Regions from separate parts of the Homo sapiens genome. Here region 1 is linked to region 2. Evidence: chromatin loops called from intact Hi-C (ENCODE). Cell type or tissue: dorsolateral prefrontal cortex. All regions are shown on one strand. Links, peaks and the distances in the headings refer to the core of each region. The heading gives the core; the rest is flanking DNA. Region 1 holds the start of LOC440982 (a long non-coding RNA gene). Region 2 overlaps LOC440982 (a long non-coding RNA gene).

Region 1 (15,766 bases), core at 5,841-13,840, 92 kb after region 2:
ATTATTTTATTGATAATTGGGAGGTTGCTCTAGGTGGTTCAAAGCTGAAATCCAGTGGTTTTCAGTGACAGTTTTTCATACCATAGTTTTCTTTATACCAGTACAAGTTCACATGATTTTTTTTTTCAAAAAGCCCCCACAAATTCTTAGTCACCATATCTTCTTACACTCAGAAACTTTTGAATGAATTATTTTTATTCTACCATACTTATTGGGCCCTGAGAATTATGAGATTTCCCACTTGAAGCTTCCATTTTCATTGATTATAATGATAATCAACTAAATTATCCTCTTCCTCTGGAGAGCTACAGAGCTTCTTGATTCCAGTGGTTAATAAAGGCTCTGGTATCGAAAGCAGCACTTTGTTAAAAGGAGTGAGAATAATGACGCAAAACCTCAAACCAGGCAGTGTTCAGAAAACATACTAGTTGTCTTTGAAAGCCATTTGCTTGGTAACAATTGTTAACTATATATCAGTTAAATAATAAATAGTTGCATATAAATATCTAGGATGTGCTTCAAAATAATCTTGAAGGAGAATAGTGAAAGGAAGTATAAACTAAATGAGATTGACCATAAGTTGATAAATGTTGAAGTTGGATGATAGAGGTTTATTATACTCCTCTCTATATTTGTATATGTTTAAAATTGTTCAGAATAAATTTTTTATAAAGAGAAAATAAATCACATGAAAATGACAAAATATACACAAAACAAAGTACTCAAACACTCTTTGCAAATGCTCCTGCCCAAAGCCACTCATCTAAACAGCTAGCAAGTACTAATCAAACTGCTGTATGTTGCACCACTCTCCAATTGAACCAAAGAACAGCAACAAAGGAGTGAAAACAGGAATTTATAGAATTTGAATGCAACCAGTTTCAGAGAACATGAATTATTCCCTGGTTTCATGAGGGTTACTATCGATGTTAAAAGCAGGACATAAAATTTTCTTTAAAAATACTGCCAGAGAACAAGTCAGCCTCAGGGAAAGGAAAAATGTGACTTAATATTGCAGAATAAATTGAAAATTTATGAAAAATTTGTCAGTATCCCAACACTTTTATAGTAAATACTTTAAGCTGAATAAAAATGAACAACGAAACTATAATAAAAGTAAGAAAAGGCTTATTTGTTAGTGACAAGGAAATCTGTATTTAAATCTAACAAGTAATAAAAGGGGGAGGAATACTGTACTATTCTGCAAAGTTTAAGTGTTCTGATGGCCAAGCAGTGTCTTTTTTTTTTCAAATCCTTTTCTGGAGTTGTTAGAACTTGATCTCTGCTTGATCTGACACCCTTCAACCATGAAGTGGACATCCTGGGAGCAAAATGCTCTGACCAGCCCTGGGGCCCGGCACTCACAGAGCCTAAGCCCATCATGGGAGTCCAAGCTAGCTAACTGCAGATGGGTATGCCGACAAAACTGCCCCCAAAAGACAGAGGCCTAGCGAGGATTCAGACAGCAAGCTCACAGCACCTTTTAAAAATTTCATATTGCCTTAGGTTCCAGAGCAAGGATGAGGAGAAGAGAAGGAGGAAGAGGCAAAAAGGGGAAGGGAACAGGGGATGGATGAAGGAGAAGTTTGGGATACATTTTGTTCTTACTTAAAAGAGCACGTAACACCCAGTATCTTCTAAAGGGAAGCAAAAAGTTTAAAAATTCTAAGTTTATGCATGCTTCTCTTATGGCAAATACTATATTTTACTTTGTATATGGTTTAATTATATATGTCTCTTCTGTTAAATTCCTGGAGTGAAGAAAGTATTTGGAATTTATTTTTGAAATGCCATAGCCTATATAACAATGGTCATATTTGTCTTTAATGTTTGTTGAGTTAATTAATTAATCAATCAATTAATCCATTCAGGTGCAGTCAGCTGATAGGTAACAAGCCACAGCTGCAGAACCTGTAGGTTGAATAATGTACTCAATATATTTCACTCTTCACACTGATCCAGCAATGAGAATATGTAGAAGAGTTGTTATGCTTTCTTCTTATTTTTATTACTTAACATAGTGGGATTTGTATAGCATTCAGTGAATATAGCAAACATATTTCACATCTATTTACCAATGTCCAGAACCTAAATTTCACACTGTACCAAATGCACGCCTTTTAACAATTGAATTTAACATTGCTTCCATCTTGTAGGTACATTCTATCCCCGATTCAGAAAAATATGTATTATTATTCATATAAATAAAACATTATGACAGTATTTTGTTTTCAAATTAAGAGAGAAAGGTAGGTTTTCTGTATTTTCCCTTGTTTAATAGAGTGCTTATTTCTGAAACAAGACTCTCAGAAAAAGAAAAATTTTAACAATGAGGTTTTACAGTATGACTTGTCAGTTAACTGCATTTATACCCAAGTCAATTAAGTAGACTACCCTTATTTAAATGTTTTTACAAATAAAATTCTATCTTTAAAAGTTTTTTTAAAAAATCTATAAGCAACAGTAAGCCAAATCACTCCTCTCAGAACTGTATAAAAATTTAGAAAGCCTCTTGTCCAGGGCACTGAAGTTCACAAGTAAAAAAGCTAAGAACCAAGGACATCAACTGACTTTACCAGATCAGAGAGTGAAATCATAACTGAAACATCATCAAAAATCACATAACCCTGATAAAATATTGTCTAAATTGTACAAATCACCTATTTGAAGACAAACACACATAATGACATTAAAATTTGGCACTTCCATTTAATTATTGGTGTAAATCTGTAAATATTTATTGATTTGAAAACTATAATAATATTAGCTGAATTTTTTAATCTAGTGGATTTCCTGGGATTTTTTCCTGGCCAAAGTGTTATACACATAGTCTGGAATATATCTTAGACCCATAAATTTCAGCCTGCTGTACCAAAAATAGCAGAGCCCTCAAGAAAGATTTATAGTATGTGAAAGATGTGGTATATAAAATAGAAACACAGCACTGAAGTTACTGAATGCTGATTAACTGTTGCCCTCAATTCCAAATATTTTTCAATCTCATTAACACACATGTTTGAAATTTAAAATAAAAGTCTAAGTATTACAAGCCATAAAAATAGTTAATCATTGTTAAAGAAAAAAATTTGGACCCTGAACTTTTGCTTGTTTTTATTTATCCCAAATGAGGTTTATTTTCATTGTTCTTATATTTGTGCAGGTATCTCTTTTTTTCTAATACTCTTAACACACCAACTCCTGAGTGATTTTATTGATGCATGTTTATGAAATTTTATACATGTATTATTGTGACCAATTTAGCTTTCTAAAATTCACCTTCATAAAGATTTAAATACCACAAATAGATTATACTTTATATAAGAATGAGCTTCCTTTTCACTCATGTTTTATAAAATAATTATTACACATTTCTGAGAAATAAGTATATATGTGTTGTGTTTACCATGTAATTAATGGTTAAAAATAAATTACTAATTTAAGAATAAAATCATCACCAACATAATTCTGGATAAAAGACCATCTACAGTGATATGAAATTTCCAAAAGAAAATTAAAATTTAGTTCATGATTTTTCTGTCTATTAAACACTAAACAGTTTGCCCTATAAGTACTTTTCATACTTTTCTGGATATTTGTACCTCCTAGAAAATATAACTAAACAGCTTTTTATTCTGACCCTGTAGATACTGACAAATACATTTACATGCATACTTATAAAGATAATCTTATATTTTCAAGAACTGCTATTTACTGACAATATGCAATGACACATGTGAGTTCTATTTTTATACACAGGTTCTTCCAGGAGGAGTTTTTAATTCAGTTAGTTAATTTCAAGGAAATTAGTTATGACAAATGAGCTAATATTCAAGCCATTAGAATTTGCAGAGCATTGTTTCCACTTATATAAAAATTATCTAAATTTGGGTGGGTTTTAAAGTTTAATTCTAATTTCTCTTTGTTCTTTTTCCAGCAAATCACTTTAGTATCACCTGTGGAATTCCGTTATGAATGACATTTTTTTTTTCACTTTGCAAGGAAGAGCCCAAGAGAGAATTCACTTCACAATGACCCTGCTCTGCCCTGTATTTATTCGGCAATGATCCTCAGAAGAAGGATTTTGAAAATGCATTGGAACTCGAACCAAGAGCGAATGTGATTTTGAAGACTTTATTGCTGCCTAAAATTCTATTTTAAGCTACTTATTATAATTCTTTTTAAAACAAAAGAAAAAAAAGGAAAGATGCTTTTGCTGTTACAAATGAAAGGCTGTGTTCCTGATGCCGAATTTCACTGTTCATTTCTTTTGGCCTTGTCGGTATGGGGAGGGGTTGTTGTTTCCTTTTTACTTAATAACAACAATAATAATATCAGATATTGGCTAAGGATCTGACCAAATGGAAGGGGTGATATGAACAAGATAAATCCAGCTTTAGGAAGCAAATACCCCCTCGGCTGACAGCCCCTTGTGCTGGAATCTACAAGGAAATTGTAGCAATGCCGTTCCCACAAGAACAAATATTGGCACTTCCACTAGGAATCCCCCCAAACCAAGTGGAAAGTGCGGAGCTCATACCTACAAAAGAGTGGACCCAAGGGGCAGACCTGGAGGGAGGAGGGTGAGAACTTAGTAACAATGCTTTAAGAAACCAAATCACTGTTTCTTATTGAATTTTATCTTTTCCTTTCCCGCTGCCTCCTCCCAGAAGAAAAAGATATATATATATATGTATCAGCTGCCAGCAGAATAGCTTGCGCTTTCTTTGCAACATTTCGTGCCTGATAATTAATGATGCCCACGCCGGGCGCCTGTGGCCTGGACTCGGGTTCCAGCCGCCAGCAGCCCCTGACGTCAGTGGCGGAGCTGCCTGCGTCAGGTCCCCAGCAGCCCCCGGGTGGCCCGGACTGGAGCTCCGGGGGCATGCAGGGAGGGAGTCCCGGGCAGGGTCGGATAAAACCTCAGAACTGTCGAAAGGGGCTTTCCTCGCACTCGCTCGAAAGTCCTGTCGCAGTTAGAATGCCAGTGTTTGCTGCTCCGGGGGACTCACAGGCACCTCAGACTGCGACAGAGTCTGGAGGCCCAAACCCGGTATAGGCTCCTGGGGTAAAACGGAGTTGAAAGTTCTAGAAAAAAGGGCCAGGGAGAAACAGGGCAAGTCTATGAACAGTGAGTGCTTCCTTCCCTCCACTCTTATATGGGTCAGCGTAATACTGTTTTCCACTGACTCCAAAAATGTGGACCTTAAACGAAATGGACCCACCGTTTCTACTTTAGCTTGACACAAGTTGGAAGTTGGGAATCCCGGAGAGTTTCTCATCCGTGAGCTGGTGCTGGTACCCGCCACTGAGGGAAAATGAACTCGACCTCGCACTTAACTAACCACAGTCTTCCCTCTTTCCTTACTCTCCCATCCTTCTCCAGCTTTTTCTTTCTCCATTCTTCTCACCTTTACAACCCTCCCACACTGGAGAGTTATCAAGATTATGGAAAGGTTTGATTTTCCAAGGGGGACTTTGGCCTCTATCGTCCAGAAAAGTGTGTTCAATCACCCGCAGTTGCCCATGTACTAAGAGTCGGGGGACCCGAGTTTGGGAAGCCATCGGCGCATGCTTGGGACTGAGTCTACAGAACTACTTCTGGAAAAAATCCTGCAGCTCTCATGGGCCCTATCCTCTTGGGATTTCTTCAACGTAGGCTGTTGGGGAACAATTTCTCTTCCCTAGAATCCTGAGAGTATCTTTTTTTCATGATAGTGGTTGCCTTTCTCGTTTAACTTTCCACCTTTTCATCTACAACCGGAGGACAGGGGGGAGTGGAGGCAGAGACTCCTTGAATAAAGATTTGAGACCACAACTGATTTTTGTGCGTTTTCTCTTGGAATAAATTCGGGTCCCAGGAACCGCGCCTGCATGGCTCCGCCAAAACCCGGCGGCAAAAAACAACACGCAGGTGCGGAAAATTGCGTCTGCCGCAGCGATCGGCACCCCAGGACAGCAGCTGAAGGAAGTCAGCCATTGGAGGGCTGCGGAGCTCAGAGCTAGAACACAATTTCGCTTCGCCCTCCCGCTTTCACCAGAGAGTAGCTGGGAACTCGTGCAGGAGTGAATTTCTCCCCTTCTCCAGTTGAAAGCAGTTAGCGGGCTCTGTTACTGGGGGAAAGAGAATAAAAGCATTTTCTGGGAATGCGCTTTTAAAACTTAGAACTTTAATGACAAGTAAGTAAAAGAACACGTTTCCCGAGCCAGTCAATAAATACCGCGTGAGCCGCCTCACCCGCCAAGCAAGTGGCCTCCCAGTCCTGGCCGCAGCGACGTCTCCAACTCCAGCCCCATCTGTGAGGCCGAAACGCTGCAGTTTCAGCCGCTGAGCGCCAGACCAGGGACTTAGTGGCCAGCCTGCCTTCCCTTTCTGAGCTCCAAAGTCTGGGAATAAGTCGAACCAAATTAAATAGAGATGCATCTACTTTCAAAAGGCTTTAAAAACCTGTGACTATCCCCTTTCCATGTGCCACACTGCCTGGTGGATATAAATTGTCACACTCTAGTATCTCCAGCGAGTAAAACAGAAACACACAGACACACACAACACACACACACACACACACACACATATGAATCTCAAAAAAAGTATTGTCGTAACTGTGACACTGTCTTCACAGCCTTGACTGGTATTAGGATTTCTTAGAACGGAATTCATTAAAAGGAGGTGATTAACCTTATTTATAAGCATTGCCTCAAAGTGGCAACTTAAAGGATTTTAGGAATTATTCAAAAAATGTTTCTGTTTTGTTGTTTTGCTTTGTTTTGTATGTTGGTTGTCGTTTTTATTTGGGGGGCTTTGTTTTGTTTTGCTTTTAAGGATCTAGGAATGTGTCTTTTACCCGGTGTCCTTCGCTGCCCTTTTCAGGGAGAAATTGGACTGCCTGACACTTGATTAAGCCTCAGGACTTAGAAAGATCATTTCCTCGAACACTAATTTGAGCGAAATCTGGATTGAGAGTGTAGGTTTACACGCCCAGCTCGAATGTCTAATGTATCAAATCCTCGTTAACGAACTGCCCGCTCCGTGGCCGTGTCAGCCAAAGGTCAGCCCCTTGCAACAGGGCACCGTGGTTCAAAAGCCCTCTTCCAGGGCCCTACCTCCCCCTCCCACCCCAAAATCCATCTTTCACATTTCAATAATAAAGCGCACGGAGCTCCAACTAGAAATGCCAAGGTTGTTTTTCTTTATTTACTTCTTTCTTCACATTAGTGACATGTAAACGACGTGACCTAAGGCAACTACTGAAAAATTAAGTTTATTTTTTCCAGTGGGAAGGAAGTGCAGTTAGTGGACAAGGTAATTGTCGAAGCATCCTCAAGAGGCACGTATATTTGAGAAGCTGTGACTCTTAGAAACCTTAACTTAAAATAGTAATAATAACAATTTCACAGCATTCAAATGGAAACCGCCCAGTAAACTTTGTTGAAGACCTTAGTGATTAGAAACTGCTTAGGGAAAGGGACAATTCTCTTCCCCCGCTGCCCCTTTCCCCTTTTAGAGACCAGCAGAAAGCTTATTCTTAAAAGATGGCTTTGGTGTCAACAGGGCCAAGAGGATCCAGAAGAGTGGGCCTGCACTCTTTTCGCTCCCGCCTCACTGGGGAGCCCCGCGACATTCCTGACTACCCTGGAGCGTACGGCGTATAAACGTATACACCCCAGCGGCAGAGGCCGAACTAGCGCAGCAGTTCCAAATCAGCCCAACTTCTCAGCGCGCGCCTCAGGCCACGCGCGCGCACGCTGTCGCGGGCAGAGTCCGCTAGTAAGGTGGCGGGGCGGGGTAGGGGAGGAACGCGACTTACCAGGTCTGGGATCTAGATTTCGGGCAGAGTTGGTAGCTGAGAGGCCAGCAGACAGATTCAGTCATACCGGAGACGGGCAATTTGGGGAGGTCTACGGCGCGAGTGGAGGGAAAGGAAGGCACCAATGCGGTTTGGGTGTCCCCCTTCCCTTGGTCCATGCCCGCACTCCCGCCGCCGCCTCCACATACTAAGCTCGGCCTGGCCGGGAGAGGACTCAGAGCCCTCCTCGCCGCCATCCAGCCAGAGCCTCCGGCGCTCCCGGGCTCTGGCGCCGACCCCAGGGACGCCTAGGGGCGGGGAAGGGATGTCCCCACTCTCCAGCCCAGGAGAGGGTAACAGCGTTGCCGGCACGGACGCTAGCTGCCAAGCTGAGCAGCCGGACAAGTCCGCTGCGCCGGGCCGCTGGCTTGCAGACCCCGACCCTCTCCCGCCCCAGCCCCTCCCTTCCTCAAGCCCCTCGCCAAATGAAAAGGGTTCTTTGGGCCTTGGCCTTTTGGGGAAGACGCGGGAACCCACGCTGAGTTTGAGTTTTCTGTTCAGAGCAAGGCCCACACAGGTCATCGTTAGCTTGGAGTCCTTAGAGTCTAGATAGCCCACTCCCCACAATACTCAAACACAAAGGGACCCAAATCACGAATGGGTTTCTTCTGGAGTGGTCCCTGTGGCGGGGGTTTGGAGGAACGAGGGTTTCTGCGCCCCTGACTAGACGCTGGGAGCCCTGGCTTCCGGGACCTAGGACAGAACTCGAACCCTCATGCCCCGGCCACTTTCTTCCTAGTCATGAGTAGTGAGGGGTGAGTGGCTTCTGCCAGGCCTCTGTGGGCCTAGCACTCGGTGGCAGTGGGTGAGGGTCGTTGAGTCCGGCAAAGAGACATGGAGCAGACGCTCTTCAGCCATCCTTGCGTTATTGAGCTCGGAGACTCGGGAGTTTGGGTAGGAAAAAAGGCACTGTCCTGGCAGGAACATTTCCAAAGCCTCCCTCCCTGCGTCCTCAGGTTCCACGCTGAAGGCTTGGGGAGTGGTAGTTGTCGGGTGAACTGATACTGTGGTCCCGGTATTCCAAAACTGGCACAGATGGAACTGGCCCTGGGATAGACTGCAGTGTGAGCCCGGCACTGACCTAGGCATCCTGTTCCCAGTGAGGGAAATGAAATGATAAGCTCCACAAAGTGGGTCTACCTGTTCAAATGAAAGTAAAAATCTAGAGTAGGATTGGAATCTGTCGGCAACCACTTCTGATGTTATGGGACCCAGGATTCTTACTAAAACACCCAAAGGCTGTAGATGTTAGTCGGTCAGAGGTTAGAGTGACCCAGGGACCCTCTGTTGCCCCTCCCCTTTGTTTACAAGCGTTGGCCACTCCACCTAGAAAGATTATACGCTCACTCTGGAAATGTCAGCACATTGGCCACAAAATACCATGCAGATCCCCAAGGACTTCACTAGAGAGGAAAGCAATAATCCAGCGACTGAACCCAGGTGTCTCTCACCAAACCCTACCCTTTCTGGTCTCTAGGCCAGGGCAGTTCCTCCACCAGTCCCGACGTTTGCGCTACCTAAGCACGTTTGGATTTAACAGGACCATTTCAACTCCAAGACAGGCAAGCTGACTGGTATTATTTGCAAAGGGTCAAGTGGAAACCCTAGAACAGTCATTCAAGCAAATGGCTCCTAGTATCTCAAATGGGGCGGTGGGAGGCTGGGGAAATGCCAGAGAGCAAGAGGAAGTAGGAGAAAAGAGTGGGAGAGAGAGGCGGAAAGACAAAGACAAGCCGGCACCCAGACTTGGATCTGGGCAAGGGATGAGGGAAGGGCCTAGGGAACCTCCCCCAAGCCGCTGCCCGGTCACCTGGGGCCTGAGCTCTGACTAGGGGTAGGCTAAGTCTTCTCCGAGGGGCTAGGGATATGAGAACAGCCGGGGCGGCAGCTCGGGCTTGGGAAAGGATAAGAGAAGAAGGCCTCCCTGGTAGGCCCGGTGTAAACTGGAAGCCCAGCCACCCGATGCACTGGGGTGTGGCCGGCTGGGGCTCGAGCACCATGCAGCCCCCGGCCCTCGGCGGAGAGGCCCTGACAGGCCCGCTCAACTCGCCGTTCCAATGGCAGCAGCCCCAGGTTGCTCTACCCTCTGCTGTCGGCTCCGCAGTGTGAACTCACTTAAACCAGCGCGGTTTGAAAACAAACACGTGCAGCTACCCCGCCGCACTATTTTGGGAGCCTAGCCAGCGACTTTCACAGGCCGGAGCCTCTGCTTGGTTCTCTCTCTAGCCCGCGAGGGCGGGGGAGTCTCATGCATATTCATCAGCACGTGGAACCTCGGGCCACAGGCCGCGCATGCGCACATCTCGCCCTGCCCGGCCAGAGCCTGCCGCGACGATTTGGAAAGCGCCCCGCCAGGCTGCGGGGTGGCGGGAGGGTCCCTCAAACGCTGACGACCCAGCCTTCGGTGGAGGTGTTGTGGGGAAGTCTCGCTGTTGCACCCCCTACACCTACCCCCGAAGACTGTTTCCATGCTTTCAATAAATCCACCAATGCAAAAATTTCCCTTTACGCACTCCATCCCACCCCTGTCCTTTCTCCACAACTTTCAGTTTTCTTAGTCAGAGGCTAGCATTTTCGCGGATGAATGGAAAATGTTTAAAAAGGAATCGCGATGCGAGCTTCTCTCACCGTTTGTGTTCCCGCTTACTGTAACTTCATGGACATTGTTACACAAAAGAAAGACGTAAAATAACAATTTTTTAAAGTTTGCTAAGGTCGGACGGCTTGGGTTTGCTTGCTATTGTTGTTTTTAAAGATGTGATTCCAATATGTTTATACCCACGCTCAATAGTTGATTCTTGTGTGTGCCATAGGTGAAAATGTCACTGCGTAACTTTCACAACCGGTGGATTTTCCTGGATATGCTTACAGAGATGTCTGACAACCATCAGAGGCAGCCAAAGTATTGTGGACAGTTGACACAATGTCAGTCTGTGGCATCTTCACTGCCAAGTGATATTTCCACTCTAGATAGCTAAACCCGATTTTTTAAAAACTCACCTTTGGTATATAACATCAGTTGGAAACTTCACACTGTTTTAGTTCTTCACTCTAAAGTGGATATCAACTTTAGTAACTGATGACAGATCCCAGCTTCCACAGTAAAAATAGCCTCTGGTTTGGCCTGATGTGTTTCCTCTTGCTAAGGAAGGGACTCTGGAGCAAACCAGCCTTGCATAGATTTAAGGAGAACATTATTCATATTTTGCACCTATTACACCATTGTATTTGCAATAAACTTTAAGGAAAAGGATTGAATGTGACATAAGAAGTTAACATTTTTTGTATTTCTTGCCCCAAAATAGTGCTTATCATTTTTTAAAAATTGCTATATGGTTACCCATAATAATCTTACTTTCTATATCTAACTAGTTTAAATGGTACATATTACAGAGGATGGACAGTGTGGTTAAAAGCCGAAAGAGAGACTATCGTGGCTAACTTGTACCTTTAGCGGCTTGACGGCACAGACAAGATCAATCTTTCCATTGCCAACACTATTTTCAATAATTCTAAAACAGTTGATATCAACTGTGACTATCTTTATGAAAATGCTTTTCCCCACAAATACGAACACATGATTCTAAGAACTACACTTGATGCTACAAGGAAGCCAGAACTCTGTACCTAGAGAGGAGGAGATAAATTTGTAATCGGTATTATAAGTTGGAAAAAGAAAAGAAATGTAACTTGGGAATGTGTAAGAGCTGATGTCTTTATATCTAGTCCACAGCCAAGGGCACAAGTTCCTTTATTTTGAGTGTGCCAGACCACCTGCAGTAACTCCTCATAACATCTTAAACTAAATCTTCTCTTTAAGGTCTAGGGCCTTCTCCAACTCACTTCCTGAAAAGCAGTATGCTCAGGTAACAACTCCAACAGCACCGACTCACAAGGGGTCCTAGACACTGATTTAATGTTGGCCTCAAAAAGAAAACTTCTGGAAGCTTTTGGGGCTAGGTGAGGTACTTGAGGGTATAATTCTCTGGCCAGCCCTTTAAAAGTTCTGAGAAAACTTCACAATAAAAGCATCTAAATGCCAGGCCTATCAGCAAAGAAGGTTAGTGCTACTTTCATTGTCAGGAAAAAAAAAAAATAAGAAAGAAAGAAAAAAAAAAGATAAGCAGATGGGGCAATTGAAAGGTTACATCTTTCTTTTGGAGGTGGTTTGCTTTTTAAAGGTTAACTTGAATGCTTGACTTTAAAAAATCAAAATCATCAGCTGCAAACGCTTAAAGCAGTTGGGGGTAGCTTTTGAAGAAGAAAACAAAGGATCTGAAATGTTTGAAATTACTTAGCCCCCATATAAATGGTGCTTGTATATTTATATGCTTGCTCTACAAATGCACACACACACATACCACAACTCATTTCTCTTCATTTCTCAAATATGATTGCTTGTACTCAGGCATTTTCTGTTGACACAACATAACTTTTTAATAACTTGTTAGCTGTTCTAATCATTTGATAGTATTCAGAATACAATGCAATTGCAAAATGAACCAGGACAGCATTCTACCTAAGTCAGAATCTAAAGCTACACACAGGAAACAGCTATTTGCAGCATCTTCAGCTCCTGCTAAAGAGAGTCTAACAATATATTTTGCTGTTCACATTTATGTATTTCAAAACCTAATAGCCCATGAAAAAAAGTATGAAGAATACATCTCAAGAAGCAGATATTAAAGGTACCAGCAAAATAATAGACTACATTTAACTTCGAAGGATTATTTTAGGCCACCTACATCATTAATGACTTTTTCTTTGTGATAGGTGTTGGAAAAGAGAATGCACAGGAGGGTTGGCTTAAATGTTGGCTTTTATTACGTTTACTTGCTGTGAGTAAGATTATTCACAAATGCAAACACACTACTCTTCAAATGTTTTCTTAAAAATTATTTGGCCTTCACAGTCTAAACAGATATTTGAAATATGGAGTCATTTTGAAGTAAACATTTACCCCTAAAATTTATCTTTAAAATATCCTACTTAAATCATATGTCATAGTGTGATATTTAATTGTTACACTGTGGTATTAAAGCAAAAGGGGCATCAGGTACACAACAAAAATTAGACAGTTATAATTCCCAATTTGAGGTAAACTACATCTAGGAATAGGAATGTTCGAAGAAAAGATGAACTCATCATTTACTATCTTCTTAAATGCACCAGCAAAATTACAAAAGTACCACTATTATCATGTTTATCATTATCACACTCATATCAGGTTATCAGACAAGCTGATCTCAATGAAAGTGGGAAGGATTATTAATTGTGGTGTTATCTTTTCTAGAGAGAAGAGATGTCTTTATTCCTCTTTCTATTTTTAACTAATGTCTGGACCTAATGTCTGGAGTCACTTCAAATGCAAATCTGTTAATCAGTTTCAAACTTCCAAACCAATTGGGGCTAGCTTTTGCTTCGCAAATTTTTGGAGCTAGCAGCAATTCCTGCTTAGGTATTCAACTTCCATAAATCTCACTAAACCTTGCAAGGTGGCGCTCTTTTCATGAAAAAAGCCAATATTATTGTTATAATCAGAATAACATTTTTTAAAAAGTTAAACACCACCCTCCCCAGTGTTTGATGTGGTACAGTAAGTGCAGCAAAGTCCTTCCTCAGCAAATAAGACTTTGTTGAAACAGTGACAAATATAAATAGCAAGAGATGAAAAGACAAGTCAACAAAGGATTCTTAAAGAAATTGAACATTTTTATCTTGTAATTGGCCAATGGTATAAACTGAAAAATTAATTTCACTTTAAAATAGATGTATCTTAAGGGGTTGTTATACTTTGTGGGGTTTTTCCTCTTGTTTTCTTTCTCAGAGTCAAATATGGCCTGTGGCTTCCTGAACACATAGAGTGCATTAAAGAATCAGGTCCATGGCCACCCTTGCCCAGTGAGGTCAGTTTCTGCCACCTGCTCTGCACCTCCACACACTAGCAACTACAGCCAAGGGCCTGATTTGTGATCTCCGGCTACGTTGTCTGCCTAATGGGGCGATCATGCAAGCTACAACCAGAGACAAAGAAGCCTGCGTTCCTACCAGCGCAGCTAACTTCATGGAAGCAGCATAGCTTGCAAATCTATCAAACTAAACTGCAAGAAAGACAATCTGATTTAGAGAAAAGGCATTCTGCTACAGTCATTAAGCACAAGTAATTTAGATTTTTTATATTGTCTCCTCATTTACAAATTTACTGTATCAATGCCAACCAATGGAACGAATTTCTTAAGTAAATGAGAAATAAATAAAAGAGATAGAAAGATAATCAAATTACTTAAAATAATCCTCTTCCCTAGATGTATTTTTGAGAGAACTAATAACAGTGGCAAAATCATAGGAATAATAACATATCATAGGAAGTAATTAATTTAAATTAGCATCATGTTTGAAGAATATAAGTGAAACGCTTTATGGACATTTACTTTTGTACAAAGAAGGAAGGCCTGGAAAAGCATGCATCGACATCCTGAAAATTAGTTATGGTCATAAATGGTTTAATTGAAGACAGCAATTTAAAATATGATATTGTAAATCTGCAACTCAGTTTCAGCCCGGGGAATTTAATCTAGGGGGCAGCGGAACCCTCGGCTGCAAGTTCATTTGCAATGTTGCAGAGCGAGCCCCTGAGCTTCTGACAATTCGTCTACATTAATATTGATGTCGCCTGTGCAATCTATTCCTGTTATTTTTATGGTTGTTATTCTACATCTGCAAAGGTCATTTAAATTATACTGCGGCCGAAAATTTGTTTCATAAATTTTGATATAAATACTAATTACACTCTCTCGGAGAGCCAGCAGGGTAGCATTCATTTATCACGTTTATACGACCTGCAGTGACAGAAAGGGAAGGCAAGGGAGACTGGAGAGCTTTTCTGGAGACCCTTTAAGACTGGCAGAAGAGGCAGCAGGTTGCTGGTGGGTGAAGAAGAAATTCCTACCACAATCACGGAGATTTAAGAATCTTTAATAAGGTACGAAAGGTTACCAAACAGTTCTGGAAACTAAAGTGTACATACGAGTTCTTCTAGCCATAAATATTGAAGAGCTGTAACATGGATAAACCGGCCCTTTACATGCGGATAAATATGGAAACTAGGAATTATATACATTATGTGGTTGTATCTTTTGCCAAAAGTAACGGACAGTTATAGTTTATATCTTTTTTAATATCACTTTACATAAACAAATGGAACAGTTTGACACGCAGATCCAGGCTCGTACTATACGAATTCTTGACAGGACATGAAACAACATTTTACTGCACTAAAGTACTTAGACTTTGGGACGAAATGTTTGCACTTTATACAAAAAAAGCACATTAATACCAATAATATTGGGTTAGGTCGACGTGGAGACTGTAATCGTACAAAGTAATTCACATTTTGGTACACATTTACTAGAACATTCTTGCCATTCAGTACAAACAGTTGGCTTTCGGCCGCCCACCCCTCCCCCTCCCCCTCCCCCCGCCCATCCGGTCCCTCCCCCCTCCCCCAATGCAAAGACCACAACGCCACAATCCCACCCACCCGCTCCAACCGAGATATAACTATTTACAGAATTCAACAGTACAGTTTTAAGCTAATAATTCTGTATTTACAAGAAAACAAAGAAAAAAAGAAGCCGAAGCCCCAGAGAGCCCGTACCAATTCGACAAGAAACTGGCCCTCGGGGTTGGCGGCATTTGGTCAGGTGGCCTCCTCCCCCTCGACCCCCTACCGCACCTTGGGTACCAAGCCTTTGCCAAAAAAAGAAAAATAATGAAAGCGAAAGGAAATTTTTAAAAGGTTGATGCTTCCTCTCTTACTCGTCCTGGGTCTATTGGCAGATTTTTTAAAAAAGGATTGCGGGGTCTGTGTGGGGGTTGTTTTGATTCGCAGGGTTCTTTCAGTAATGTTGTGTATACGTGTG
Region 2 (15,766 bases), core at 2,775-10,774:
AGTCACGGCAGAACCTCCTGAAACTTGTACCTCCTTGTTTCAAACCTATCAATTAAAACTCCCTGTGGAAAACCTGTTTGGATAATGCCCCGGACCCAATAAAGGTGTAGGCCCACAGGTTTCTCTGTCTCTCCACACACTCCCTAATCTCTCTCTCTCTCTTTCTCTCTCTCTCTCTCTCTCGTGTGTGTGTGTGTGTGTGTGTGTGTGTGTGTGTGTGTGTGTGTGTCTTCCAAGTGTGCTGTGTGCCGCCCAGGACCTGTAAGTAACGAAATCTAAATTTCCATCTTGTGTCTCTCCTAATCATTGAAGGTGCACTATCCATTGTAAAGATTCAAAATTAAAACACTAGTGAGGTCGCATAAGAGTACAGCAAGGAAACAAGTGTCCTGTGCATTGTAGAATGTTTAGTAGCAACCCTGGCCTCTTCCCCCGATGCCAGTAACACCACCCTCAATGCCCCCACTCCATCCAGTATTGTGTAAACCAAAAATGTTTCCAAACATTGCCAAATGTCCATCAAGAGGAAAAATCACTGATGCAATGTTTCATCAAGGATATAGAGCCAGGCGCGGTGGCTCACACCTGTAATCCCAGCACTTTGGGAGGCGAGATGGGCGGATCACCTGAGGCCGGGAGTTTGAGACCAGTCTGACCAACATGGAGAAATCCCGTCTCTACTAAAAATACAAAATTAGCCGGGCGTGGTGGCACATGCCTATAATCCCAGCTACTCGGGAGGCTGAGGCAGGAGAATCGCTTGAACCCGGGAGGCGGAGGCTGCAGTGAGACGAGATCTTGCCATTGCACTCCAGCCTGGGCAACAACAGCGAAACTCTGTCTCAAAAAAACAAAACAAAACAAAACAAAAGGATATAGAATCAACAGATATTTGTTGTCTGCCCATCATGTACAAAGTTATGAGTTATGAGCTATCGAATTGTTAAAATATAGTGCTTGGTTTTAAGAAAGGTATAATGTACTTAGAGATGCCAATTATACTTGTATGGATTATCTAAGGAGTAGAAGACCATAAATACAAATATAAAACTACACATATGTCACATATATGTATGTATGTATGTATATATATACATATATGAATGATTACTCAGTGAATTTCTAAGGTAATCCCAGTTCTCCAAGTCCAAAGATGAGAGGATTTGTAGGGGAAGAATTAGTAAATGGTATTATTTATGGAATAGTACAATATTAGCTGCATCTTCAAGGTTGGTTTAGAGAGAAAAGACTGAGTATGAAACATTTGGCCCACCTCTGCAGAGGCTTAGGTAATAAAATTCTGGAAAGTAAAATTTTAAAAAACAAGAAAACAAATGGGGAAGGAATTTTTCTCTTTCCATTTTTAAAAAGAATTTATTCGTAATTATATTTGAAAACCAAGAATATTTTTCTACTGATATTCATTCATCCCTCATATTTTAATCATACAATTTTAAGGAGTCTGATATCCAATTTTGTATTCTACAAATTTTAAGCTGTAAAGCTTTCTGTTTAGCAAAAAGCTGAAAATCAACCTAACAAATCAGTGTTTTGAATAGTTATCAAAATAAAACATAGTATAAAGTCTCTGGTAGTTTGTTTTTTTATCCTTACATAGATAGAATTCATAATACACATTACACATCCCAATTATTAATCTAGTTTGGGTTTTTTAAAATTTCTTTAACTTTCTGAACATTGTTGTTCTTATAATAATTAACAATAAACATCCTAAACAAAATTATACTACAAAAGAAAGATTCTTCATTATTCGGTCTTAATTGCTACTACTTATTGAGCCTTTATAGACTACGCACTATACTAAAGACTTTTCATCGGCCGGGCGCGGTGGCTTACGCCTGTAATCCCAGCACTTTGGAAGGCGGAGGCGGACGGATCAAGAGGTCAAGAAATCGAGACCAGCCTGGCAAACATGGTGAAACCCCGTCTCTACTAAAAATACAAAAATTAGCAGGGTGCAGTGGCAGGCGCCTGTACTCCCAGCTACTCGGGAGGCTGAGGCAGGAGAATTACTTCAACCAGGGAGGTGAAGGTTGTAGTGAACTGAGATCTCACCACTGCACTCCAACCTGGTGACAGAGCGAGACTCCGTCTCAAAATAAATAAATTAATTAAATTAATAGATAAATAGAGGTACTTTTTATCTTCTCCACCCTCAACTCATTCTGATAGACAACAAGTGCGAAAACATGAAATATTTGAATAAGGTAATCATAATGTGGAATTTTCACATGAAGAAAAATTACTTTAAAACATAATAACAATTCAATATCTGAGCTTCCTTGCTGACAGATAAATTTAGAAATAAGTGTTTAAGAAAAAAACGAAAGTTTAGAAAAAAATTATCTAATAAATGGTGTCATTATAATAAATTTTAATAGATTTATACTTTTTATTTTGCCTCTATCCTTTCTTACTTTATTTCATTTTCACTGTACCTCAAAATATACTACAAAGAATTTTTTTATTTGCAGATATACTAAAGCTGGCTTTGTTTTATCTGTAATTATTTAGTAACTCAAAATTAAAGTTTTTTAAAAAAGAAAAGAACTAAGACCAGTAACTTAAAATCTTTGTCTGTTTTAAATAACACACCAATGTGCATAAACCTAAACAATAGCTTTTTTGAGTTTAAATCTTTAAAACTTGGATCAACCTTTATCAAGTGATGCAATGTCCATTACAGCCTATAAATACTGTCAACCTTCTTATTACCTGCTCAACCTCTCAATTTTAATATGGCCAGAATTGCAAAAGGGGGGCAAATTATGTCTTCTCTTGCTAAATGCAAAACATATACTAAAAAAGTTGGCACTACACAATAATTTTCACCAATTTACATAATACATTCAGGGAGAGATTGAAATATGTTGAAAAGCGTTATCTAAATCTTCTAAAATTAGATTTACAGATATATGTTTATTTCGTATTTGAGTATATGCCTCCCTGTAAGCAGGGTGATAGTAAAATAACCTCAGAAGGACTAGTTCATATGTAACTTCATTCATTACATGTGAAATATTTGTTATATGGGAGGCGTGATAAAGAATACAAAGAAAAAATTAATATTTTGTAATATGCTGCATAATGACAAAGTGTATTGCACATGTTAGCATATGTCTTTCAGTAAATAATTTATCACCATTACCAATGGAATGTTTAACTTGAGAATAAGTAACTATGAGTAACTATGTCTGTAATTGTATAATTACTACTCAGTGCTAATTATTTATTAATAAAATTTAAAAATAATTTTGTGTTGCCTAGCTGGTTTTCAATGCACAAAATAAGTACCCACACTAGGATTAAGAACACTTTGGGTATTTAATATTAAACACACTGACCCTCAATTATTATTTTCCTTTTAGAACCAGAAAGTACCAATGATTGGGCTAGACATGTATAAAATGTTTCATGTAAAATGCTGTCTTACTGTTGCATCTTTACTCAACATCAACTTCCAGATGGGAACTATTTTTCATGGTTCATAAAGCCAAATCCAGCTGCTACATTTGGACCTACATAAGGAATCCACATTTTATTGCCTTCACAATGCTTATAAAACAATTGCTGTTGTTTTCGTTAGCCGTGGTGCAACTCACTCTTCTCCATGCAAATGAGATATCCAAAAAGAACTTCTAATGTCTTTATAGTTGATTACTTAGCAGTCCTATGCGTAATACGATCCTGATTTTACAACACTTTTTAGATATTTAAACTAGCTTAAACAAAAACAGTCTTCAAGGGTAACTATAGATTGAGTGAATTACCAAAAGTGTTCTTACAATTTCCTATTAAAACCCACAATGGTTATTAAATACTTCTGTAATCTTAGCTTTATTAAGAGACAGGAAGTGCACAGTTTCCTTTCGCTCCTCGTTCAGCTAATCTGGCTCTTTGATGGTCATGCGCTTGGAATAACCATGGGGTTTCCACCACAGCATAGTCTTCCCACAGCTAAATGGAATTAACCCTGTCAAGCCTCAAGAAAGAAAAGAAAAGAAAAGAAAAGAAAAAGCATCGCATTGTTAGAATAGAAATATATTTGGAACTTTGAGTGAATAGCAGTTATATTAAAATACAGCAATTTGTGCTTAGGACATTTTCGGTAGGGCCACCGATAAAAAGGAAACATCAATTTCAGAAAATGGGAATAACTCGGCTTGCAAAATTACCCATCGTTATTCTTTTTTGCTATCTATAGATGTCAAACGTTTGGTGTCTTCTCAATTATGTTTATTAACTTACTTTTTAGATTCTGAATTAACATCTGCTACTCTATTTTTGCCAAAAGGTCTAAATTCCTAGAAAAAAAATATATAGATAGATAGATGGAAAAGTTAGTACCTAGTGAGTTAATGTAAGAGTATGACAAGGAGGCAAGTTTACTATGAATTGGGAAGCACAGACTATAGTAAACCACCGGTTAATCCCTGTCCTGCTGAGCGGTTGCCCTAGAGGTCTGATAGAGCGCCAAAGCCTCTTACGCATACTGAGACAAAGCTTATTTCAAGCAGAATTCAGCTCCTAAAGCCACCATACTGCTCCCTGACAACCTCCAGTTGCACTGACTCCATATTTGTGTTTCCCGCTGTTTTTATTTATTTGTTCCCAAAGCCACAATAGCTACAAAAACAAATACTTGTTATGCAGTCCTTTGTATCAATACAGGTAAAGTGCTCTGCTCCCTTTTTCACTTGTACATAGTTTGTGCAAATAGGTTTTTAATATATTCCAAGATTAATTTGGTAATTATAAGCCAGTTTAGAAACACACTTTAAACAACAGGTCATATAGTCACCATTTCTATTCCAGAATAATTCTCAGTTTTTGACCCTTGAGCAAAGATGAGCAAATGTGTATTCAAAAAGAAATTCATTTGAATCGTCTACTTCTTTTGCTTTGTCAGGTCCCAATTGATATTCTGTTTGGATTTTTACGGCAATCTTTTTGACCTTTGGCAAGGGATTGTGCTTATTTATCTGATTTAAATTTTTGAATCAAGCTTTTAGGATATTTTTTAAAAATTGGACAAAATGGAATAGAATAGGTGATTTCAGGAAGGTATTTTTATTTTAAGTCAATTATGTTTGTTCTTCATAAAAATAGGATTATGCCTATTGTGGCTATATAAATACATAGCCTGTAGAAGTGTTTGTAGTTTCCCTGGTACAAGAATGTCACCTAAATCCTCTAATGTAATCTGACAGAAGTAGCAGAGTACCTTTTTATAAAACGAAAACAAATAAAGAAGATTAACTTAAATGTAATCATATGTAAAATTTTAAAATGGACTTTAAGCTTTTTATTATTCAATACTATTATAAGCACTAAGAACACTGGGTGGTGAATGTATTTCATATTAAACTCTGTACACAAAAAAAAACTTTGGAAAACAAAAAGAAAATAATATTCTGGCTATTAAACTAAGATATAGATTTCTTTAGGGCTCACACTTCTACCTATTCTGTAATTAGAGTATTTTAAATTAGAAAACATGTATTTGGACATTTCTTGTAGAGAAGATATTATGTCAGAATGTTAAATTATTCCAAGTACATCATGGATTATGCTTTGACAATCTAATTGGTTATCAGAATAAACAAGCTTTATCTTTTTATTTATTTATTTATTTTCCCCTTTAAGGAGTTACTCAAATCTAGTAGAAGTTGATACAAATTTTAAATTTTTACCATGTTCCTTTCTAGAAGTGAATATTCAGTCCTGGAGACTAAAAATGGAAAAAAAATTAAAATAACAATCTTGTAATTCACATTTTTACTCTTGATTGCACCAGTAAACAAGCAGCTTATTTTCAGACAATGTTTTCTAACCTATCAGAAACTGCCTCATTCCTAGTTTTGTAACAGTCTCAAATATTTTTTAAATAAAAAGAAACTATTGAGAGAGAGAGAGAGAAAGAGACAGAGAGAGAGAGATAAGTGTAAAATGTATAGCCCAACAGAATGTCAAAATATAAATAGATGGGGGATTGTATGCCATCCCCTTCAATTTAGCTTATAGTTTTAAACAACGTATTTGGCAACTACTTGTTTTATTTAAAAAAATAGTGTTTGTTGATACCTGAAAGATTATACCAACCAGGAGAAATTCTAAATCACGGTTTTAATAATTTTCTTCTTAAACATTTTAAGGCAAAAGTGAAAGTTTTGCTAATATCCTTTTAAATAGAAATGACAATCAGTCAGGGCACAAGGATAAAAAAGTAAGTCAGCTAGGTCAGCTAATAGGAGATTAGAAAGTGATCCCATACTTCTAGACTGAGACTCAGAAAAATGATTTTAAAAACCCACTACACAATTGTTATTCTTCCTGAAATTATTTGTAGTTTTATTGTATAATCACATGAACATACATAATACAATGCCCTTGAATTTTCTATACTCATCTTTGAGTGCCAAAGGGAGAAAATATTATAGGAAAGGATTAGATCAATAATTCTCAATGCAGGGTGGTTTTGCCCCCATACTGGTGAGGGTACAGGCTAGGGATGTGGCTAAACACTACAGTGCACAGGACAGTCCTTCACAACAAAGAATTATCTGGTCCAAAATGACAGTAGCATCAATGTTGAAAAACAAAAACAACAAAGAACAAAAACATAATTCTCAACTGAGATTTTCTTTTTCTATTGTTTCCCTACTTCCTGGGACACGATGAATAGAACACATGATAATAATTATCACTTACTACAGACTCAATTTTATTGATGTCTCTAAAATTCTGTCTCTAAAATTGTATTTCAAAGTTCCAAGATAGTTCTTGTGGAAATTGACTCATTTAGAGTGTCTTCTCTTTGTCTTCATGCTTTAAATCTCAGATGCCCATAAAAAAAGATGATTTTATGTCCTTTGCAGGGACATGGGTAAAGTTGGAAACCATCATTCTCGGCAAACTAACACAAGAACAGAAAACCAAACACTGCATGTTCTCACTCATAAGTGGAAGTTGAACAATGAGAACACATGGACACAGGGAGGGGAACATCACACACCAGGGCCTGTCCAGGGGTGGGAGACAGGGGGAGGGATAGCATTAGGAGAAATACCTAATATAGATGACAGGTTAATGAGTGCAGCAAATCACCATGGCACGTGTATACCTATGTAACAAACCTGCATGTTCTGCACATGTACCCCAGAGCTTAAAGTATAATAAAGTTTTTTTAAAAATCCCAGATGCCACTTTGGTCTAGTTCTCCATTATCAAGATCAGATATTCTCAGAGGAAAACACAACATTTTTCTGGACCTAACATATGGGATAACCACACTTTTAAAATGCTAGAAGGAAGAAAGAGAAAAGCCAGGAGCCACAATCTCTTATCATTAGAAATTGCATTGTAAGGTAGCTATACAAGAATGCCCCCAATAGAATTGATCAAACAAGGTGAATATGTGGTGGAAAATTCTAAACTCATATGCCATCTTAGAATTTGTATGAATTTTGTTTTCCCTAATTTAAAAAATGAAGACAAGAAAACATAGTGATCTTCCAACCCAGTACTTTCCAAAATATATTCCTAACAATAACGTCTTAAGAAAATGATTTGATGATCAAATATTAGAAAACACAGCGAACATATTGCCAACATCCTTAAAGATTCTCAATACACCTTGGTATAGTAAAGATTCTGAGAAATGCTGCAATGAAAGCATCATTTTAGAGTTTTGATTAATCTTGTGTTTCTCCAACTTGACCCAAGAAATACTTTATTGTGCTTGATTTTGTTATCTTCATTGCAGCTGCTAACATCTGGGAAGTACTATATCAGAAAACCCAGTTATTCTAATGTACAATAGAACTATTCTTTTTCATCCCATCTTAAAGAGTATATGAGCTTGCATATTTTACATATATCATCAAACACAATTTTTTTACTTAAGATAATAAAGAATGTCCCTGAATTCTCAGATTCCAACTAGCTAGTGCTACATGCACAAGTTATTGAAGATCTTAGGGAAATTAACTCCATCAGCTAATGCAAAATACTCTCCAATTAAAAACATTTCCAGTCAAAGTCAAATTCTCTAAAGCCATCACGTTTTGTTTTCATTTAAGACTGTCCAAGGAACACATAAATCTAAATGATCAGAATTACTTCACTCAGTTAATACTCCTGTAATTTAAATGATTTTATTATGCATACATGCAGAACTTATAAATTATACATTCAGAACTTATAAATCATACATTTATAAACAATTATTCTCCTTTTCATTTTATTTTTAAAATTAATCTCATTTATCATTTTTCAGTCTATAATAAATATGTCCATTTTATCTGCTTCTGAGTGAAAACAAGAGTTGGTGGATTAGTAGTAACAAAAAACACGAAAATGTATCAAGAATTGCCCCACCTGTTCTATCTAGTAGCTCCCACCCCACCACCCTGAACCAGTGGAAATAACTGTGTCACCCTGAATGGCAGACACAATTACTATTTCCGTTCTTGAGTCAGGATTCAAGCCAATAACATGTTTTAACTGACATGAAAACTTTAAAGGAATAAGCATTTTACACATAGCAAATATTTAACAATTTTATTTTTTATTTTTTATTTTTATTTTTTTTGCTTCTCACAGAAAAGTTTGTAAGGTAGGTACTACTCCTCTCATTATATATGTGAATAAATGGAGGAAGATAAGTAACTTGCCCAAAATCACAAAGCCAGAAGATGAATCCCAAAAGAACATTAATCCAGGGCTGTTTCTTTCTGCTAAATGATGCTATTGCGTCCTTTCAGGGCTTCTGGGAAACTCTTCAGACTTGCTGACAGCACTTTTCTAGGACAGCTGAGACGCATTCGCTAATCTCTGAGCTGCTTGTCCTTTGTGGTTTACTTTGGCCAAGACATAGAAAAGACAGTTGAGAATAACAGTTATTTGCATGCCTGGAAATACTTAGCAAGTAAAAATGATTTCTACAAATAATGTATTTACTATGTAGAAAAGGATCTTTCTGCTTTTCTAGCTCATTTTCCTGCATAAATTAATTTTGTCTTACCTTTGTTCAGTGTTCACTGCCATTTAGCAATGTGTCATTTCTATGAATTACAGCGATAATACCATAATAATAATAAAGAAAAAGAGGAAGATGAGGAAATAGATATAAAAATGATAAATATTTTTCATTGAAAAGTTATCTCAGATTTTATATTAAAACAGTATAGCAATAATTGCCTCTTTATTTGCTGGAAGTTGTATTTTTAATAATTTGCTTCCTACATCTGGCATAGAATTTACCAGAGAAAGTATGTGCAATAAAAAGAGATAAGTAAAATTTTTGTTTGTTTTTAACCTTTTGTGTAAGCAGGGTTACAAAATGCCAAGTGAAATCTGAAATTTTATTTTTCTCATCTAATCTAATTTCCTACAGAAAATTATCCTAGGAAAATATAATATATATTGGCTTACTTCTTAAGCCGCCTCCTCCTTTAAGTAATATTTTTGTGCCCTTGAATATTTTATCTAATTATAAAACCAAGAAAATGAGATGTTTTTGCACAAAACTTAATAAAAATTGACTCAAGACACAACATTTTCCTGTCTCCATACAAACTGGTGATGAATATTTTAAATTCTAGCAACCACATGTATTTTAAAATAATTTTCTTAACTTCTTACTCTGTTTTTTTTTAGAGACAGGATCTCGCTCTGTCTTCTGGACTGGAGTGCAGTGGCATAATCATGGCTCACTGTAGCTGCAAACTCCTGGGCTAAAGTGATCCTCTCTGGTAGCAAGGACTGCAGGTGTGTGCCACAATACCCAGCTAATTTTTAAATTTTTTGTAGAGACAAAGTCTCTCTGTGTTGCCCTGGCTGGTCTTGAAATCCTGGCCTCAAGCAATCCTCCTCCTTCAGCCGCCCAAAGTACCAGGATTACAGGCTTGAGCCACTATGCCCAGCCTCCTTAGGTATATATTTATCACAACTGTTCCATAAATTATTTGTATAATTGATAATACAAGAAAATCCCTAGTAGTTACTCAGTTGTGGCCAAATTATCTGCTGAGGCTTAGAATAACAGTATAATAGCAATAACAACAATACTAACAGATAACATTTAGTTAATGTTTATTTTGTGCTAGGCTGTGTTAATTTAATTTAATCTTCATGGTAATTCCATTGAATGTAAGTATTATTATTATTTTCATCATTATATTCTTATTACCGTAAATGAGAAAATTGATGCCCTGATTGTGCAGCCAGCAGTGGTGGAATGAGGAATTGTACCCAAACAATCTCAACCTCAGAACTACAGCTTTTAACCAGTATGTTATACTACACCCAGGAAGGCCTTAACTTTGATATTTCCCTTATTTTTATTTCTCTGTTTGTGCTGTCAGAGTAGATGGGTTTGCCAGGAAAGTTTCAGAACTCACCAGACCTGCTGGAAGAACTTCAGACTTAGCGATGCCTTGAGATTGTGCCATATCAAACCTAGCTCCTGAGAGTCTTTCCAGCTTAAAGTCACATCCTAGAGCTTCCCAGGAGCTGTCATACAGAGGGAGGAAACCATCAGTCAGTCACCTGAACATCTGTAACACCAAACAGCCATTTCAAGAGGTAGAGCTTTGCCCAGTGCATTTTAGGCCCTCTCTTGGGAACATAAGGTCACCCCGCTGGTTCAGAAAGTTGAAAACAAGCTCTTATTAAGTGATGGATGTGGCATCATTGCACAAGATGTTCCCTGAGTAATGTTTTCCTGTTCCTGGAACTGAAAAGGAAATTAACTAAGAGAAAAGAAGTAAATTCTGGGACTAAGGCTAGCCAGTGGTCTGTATATTTACTATATTCATGCAGAATAGCAAAAATTTCAGGTGAATTGAAGATATCCTAGAGCCATAAACTGAAAACCTCTTACAGTGACTGTAATAAGTGAGCGTAAGAAAAAACGGAAGGGTAAAGAAGAGTGAGAATTGGGGGGAGGGAGGGAAGAAGGGAGGGAAGGAAAGAAGGGAGGGAGGGAAGGAAGGAAGGAAGGAAGGAAGGAGGGAAGGAAGGAAGAAAGGAAGGGAGGGAGGGAGGGAGGGAGGGAGGGAAGGAAATAGCCAACTGAACATTTTTGAAAATTAAAATTCCATAACACCATTATGGGCTCAATTTGTATTTTGCTAATTCTCACATGAGTTGAAAATTTTGTCCAGTTCTGAAATACTCCTGGGAGGCATAGTATGTAAAGGTGACCAATGTGATGTGGTACACTATCAGATAATATATATGATCAGTTTTTTTGAGATATTTTAATGATTGATATGAATCTATTTTAATGCATTTATAGAAGCTTTGTAAATCTAATTTAGACATATGTTAACTAAATTTTTACTTTTATATGTTCCCACTTTTAGAAAACTGTATTTTTCTTAGAATTGAATAAATTTTTTGTGGGTGTGTGTGTTTTCTATATTCAGTCTCTCTCCCATTATAAATTGTACTTGCTATATATTTGTGCATTGACTCACATTCAATACACAAGAAGTTGTATTGCATATTTCTGAAATATATGTACAATCACGTGTCACTTAACTACAGATATATATTCTAAAAAATGTGTCATTAGGCAATTTCCTCCTGGTACAAACATAGTATAGCATATACTCATATAAATGTAGCTGGTGTAGCTTACACACCTAGGCTATTTAGTATAGCCTATTGCTCCTAGGCAACAAACCTGTACAGCATGTTACTGTACTGGATACCACAGGTAATTGCAACCCAAAGGTAAGTATCTGTGTATCTAAACATAGAAAAGATACAGTAAAAATACAGCACTAAAATCTTATGGGACCACTGTCATACATGCAGTCCATAGTTGGCCAAAACATATCTTGAAGCACATGACTGTGATGGCTTATATGTTAAATTATATTTGTAAATAAAATAGAAGAGCGTATTACTTAATAAAATTCAATCCTTGTATATTTATAAAGTGAAAATGCCCCCTTTATGTGTCCTGTTACATAATAGATATAAAAAATCATTTGTGTAATTAATTAATATAGTATAAGTTCATCCTATATTATGTTCAACTGACAGAAAATAACTAGCTGTTGTCTAAGTTGAACAACCCCTCTGATATTTAAAATTACTGAATCTTCTCTTCGCTTTCCATGAACAAAAAATCAAGATGCCTATTATGACAGATATAGACAGTTTGTAGATAAGAATTTTAATTTTTAAGAGAAAATATAGGTATCATTTCAAGGAATTATTGATATATAATTTCACATTTTAAATCCTCAACAAATATTAAATGTTACTTTTGAATGCTAATTATTGTTTCGAAAGTTAAATATCAAACATCTAAGAAAACTTACTAAATGATCTAGAACAATGAGAGGTAGTGGGAGAAAACAGGTGAAGGGCAGGCAGACGCAAGTTCACAAGGGGCCTCCTAGACCACAGTTAGGGCTATGGAGCTTCAGTCTAAGTACAGGAAGGCCATTGAATGCTTTTTGATGCTTAAGTCACATTTATTGGGGTATAATGTACCTCATGTACATAATTTGGGGCAGAAGCTCCTCACAGCCTACAATACATGTGCAAAATTCTTGGAGTTAAAGGGAGGCACTTTATGAAAATGTGTTTACTTTCCTATTTTTATTTCTAGGGGGATACAACGCATTCTATAGGATTGGAACTCTCTTTATACATATATGTGTGTTTGTGTTTGTGTGTGTGTGAGAGAGAGAGAGTGTGTGTGTGTATATGTGTGTGACAGAGACAGATACATACAAATATGTCACATCATATATGAATGTATTAAAATTCACTCTTTGCATGTAAAACTGATGATTATAGATAAATGTATAAAGATGTGCAACTGTCACAATCAAGAAATAGATCATTTACCTCACACCAAAAAGTTCTCTTGCATCCACCACCCCCTAGCAACTACTGGTCTGATTTTGTCCCTATAGTTTTTCCAAAATGTCATGTAAATGGAATAAATGGAATCTTGTAGGTTTTGTGTCTTGCTTCTCTTAATTAGCATAATGCCTTTCAGACTCACCGATGTTCTGGTATGTAACAGCTCATGATTGCTGAAAGAATTCTATTGTACGAATTATTATAATTTGTTTATTCATTCACTAGTTGATGAACATTTGTATTATTTTCAGTTTGGGCAATTATAAATAAAGCCTTGAAAGCCTTTTAAAGAAGGAGAGACATAATTTGGCTTACACTATAAAAAAATACTGGCTCCTGTACGGAGAATGAATGTCAGGGCATTTAAAGTGGGAGGCTAGAGGCAGGGAAGTCAGCATGCAGTCCAAGTGACAGAAGATGGTAGCTGGTACAAGCAGAGATGTAGAGAAATCAATAGAATTAAAACGGTTATTTTAAAAGCAAAATGTAGAGCACCTGAAATAATATAGAAGTAGGAAAAATCACAGATGCCTGGAGCAACTAGATTATTGTTCACCTCTTCACTGCCGGTTATCTCTCCCCATATCAATTCAGTATGAACACTCCATGGGTATCAGTTAGTGAAATTAAATTTGGGACATCAAAAATTTGAAAACATAGAGTTTTCTATGAAATCTACAATATATCATTCAGTCCCATAAAAACAAATCTTTCATGACAGACAGGTAACTTCTAGAGCCTTATAGTAAGTCTCTACAATACTATCTTTCAACAAAATACGATTTAATTTCCCTTCAGATTTACACTTGGAACACTAAGATTAGATCAGATAATTTGGGGAATTTAAAATAATGTCACATTCACATTTTGGTCTATATATGAATTTATCAAAAATATTAGAACTGTGAGAGACCTCTTTCACTGGGATACCTGAAGCAGCACATAATTCTGAGAGAGATTACTTCAGGGGTGGCCTTAATTCCATAGAATGAACTAAGCGTTCTCCCAGAAAAAATAAGAGAAACAGAATAAGCACATGTTCATAAAGCTCCTCTCTTTAACTCTGAGAATTTTAGACTTGTACCATACAATATATAAGGAGCTTCTACTAAAAATCATCTTCTACTCTTAATTAATAGAAATTGTGGACTAAATACTTTTTTACTCTGTACTCAGTAAATTGCTGTGTAACTACTGAAGTTGAACCTATTACATAAATAATCACATTCTTGTTTTTTCTAATATCTGATATACAAAATTATATAATAGCAATATTTTATATTCAAGTCACCTACATTTATATCTAGACCACTTCTTCACTTTGAGCTGCAAGAATCAAATATGTGTAAACTTTACAAAGCATTTTGAGTATGTTCTACTTCTTATGTACCTGTAGACACATAACCATAAAATAAATTACCAACAGTAGGGACTGACCTTCACTTTCATCATTCCATAGGAAGATACAAATACACTTTTACTTAATTTTGAAGATCAAGTCTTGTAATCAAAATAAAACTCTACTGATCTTTTAAAATAAAAATAACAAGAGCTATTTATTTGTTGTTTTCCCCTGTTATTGATGCTGCTTTTTAAATTTGAAGAAAGTAAAACTCTTAGAGGCTCCTATGCTATGTATTGCCTTAGTGATGAAATTGCCTTGTTAATTTTTTTTTTAACAAGCATTTAGTAGGTGTCTACATTGTATCATTGAGGCCACAGAGATAACAAGAAATGGCCCTTGTCCTCCAAAGTTCCTTTTGTAGAGTGGAATAATAGTGAGTGCTACTCAGCTCAAAGCTAATAGTATCAAATAACTATGCAAATATTTACACATATGACATATATACACATACACCCATCCCAAACTTTAGCAAAATACATATCCCTGACACTTCACACCCATTCTCCACTAAACATTCAAAAGAATATCCCATTGCCATGTAACAACACACATATTAGATATATAAAGTAGCCATTTTATAAATTTTTAATTTGAAATTTTATAGTATTTTTCTTATATATAACAAACTTCATATAACTCAGCACACATAATATTATGACAAGGCCGGTGACCAGGCAGTTTTTTATCCTCTCTGAGTTTCAATTACACATTTATAAAGTGGGTCAATAAATACCTATCTGATAGGGTAGTTGTCAGGATTTGATAGAACAATGTAAGTAGTGGCCAATAGCTAACACTGGAAAAGGCTGAAAAAATGGTAGATATTTCCAGCAGCAGCAGTAGTGTTGTCATTGCTAATCAACTTAGCTACAATGTTTTCTATGAGCAATAAGCACAAGTCAGCTAGCTGGTTTGCTGGAATTTGGTAAGCTCTGCCACTTAAAGACAATATTTTTCTCTCAGAACATCAACATATAAGTGAAAAATTCCCATGTAATCAGGTCAGAACATTGTAACTGAAATAAAGTAAAATCCCCACTATCACACACTTCTATCAAAACAAATTTGATTTGCTTAGAAACACAAAGATGTTAAAGGACAAACACTGTCAAGGAGAAAAATCTAGAAAGAAATATATATTTGTATATAACTAATGGCAATGCAATGTGGGACGCACTATAACAGAAATATGTACAAATTATAATGAAAGAAGAAGTAACAATTTTTGAAGACAGTGATTAAAAAGGACTCTGGAGGGCTTTATATCCAAACCTTTGTAATAGACAATTTTATAATATTAGGCTGTTACGTTGTCTATGTTATATTTGGCAAAACAATAATATCAACAGTCTTTTACATATATGCCCCTACATCTGTGCACAGACTTTTCAAGATGCTAGCTGCCTTCCATCTCCAATTACAAAGAGCATTTTTCTTTCATTTTATGCT

What was found. Peaks named below come from ENCODE experiments on the same cell type or tissue, not always from the same donor. Only the 100,000 strongest peaks of a DNase experiment are listed, where the experiment ranks them.
Region 1: it touches region 2 in a loop (3-fold over the local background); 2 of 110 quality-filtered maps call a loop at or near these places.

Annotation. Positions count from the first base shown.
Region 1 is chr3:147,413,599-147,429,364 of GRCh38, reverse strand. ZIC1 (Zic family zinc finger 1) reads right to left here. Exons shown (of 3, transcript NM_003412.4): 3 at 12,646-15,766. It overlaps LOC440982 (a long non-coding RNA gene), which reads right to left and starts at 8,038. Exons shown (of 3, transcript NR_121655.1): 1 at 7,806-8,038. RefSeq lists enhancers at 8,201-9,129, 10,068-10,217, 15,508-15,766. In dorsolateral prefrontal cortex, for the core only: CTCF peaks have their summits at 10,161 and 13,313; a DNase peak (open chromatin) is centred at 10,104; H3K4me3 peaks cover 5,284 bases; H3K27ac peaks cover 7,882 bases; H3K27me3 peaks cover 5,955 bases.
Region 2 is chr3:147,502,711-147,518,476 of GRCh38, reverse strand. It overlaps LOC440982 (a long non-coding RNA gene), which reads right to left. Exons shown (of 3, transcript NR_121655.1): 2 at 10,425-10,536; 3 at 8,567-8,882. Among named protein-coding and RNA genes, the nearest start is that of ZIC1, 100 kb to the right of the region's middle. In dorsolateral prefrontal cortex, for the core only: no CTCF peak of the experiment used is centred there; no DNase peak of the experiment used is centred there.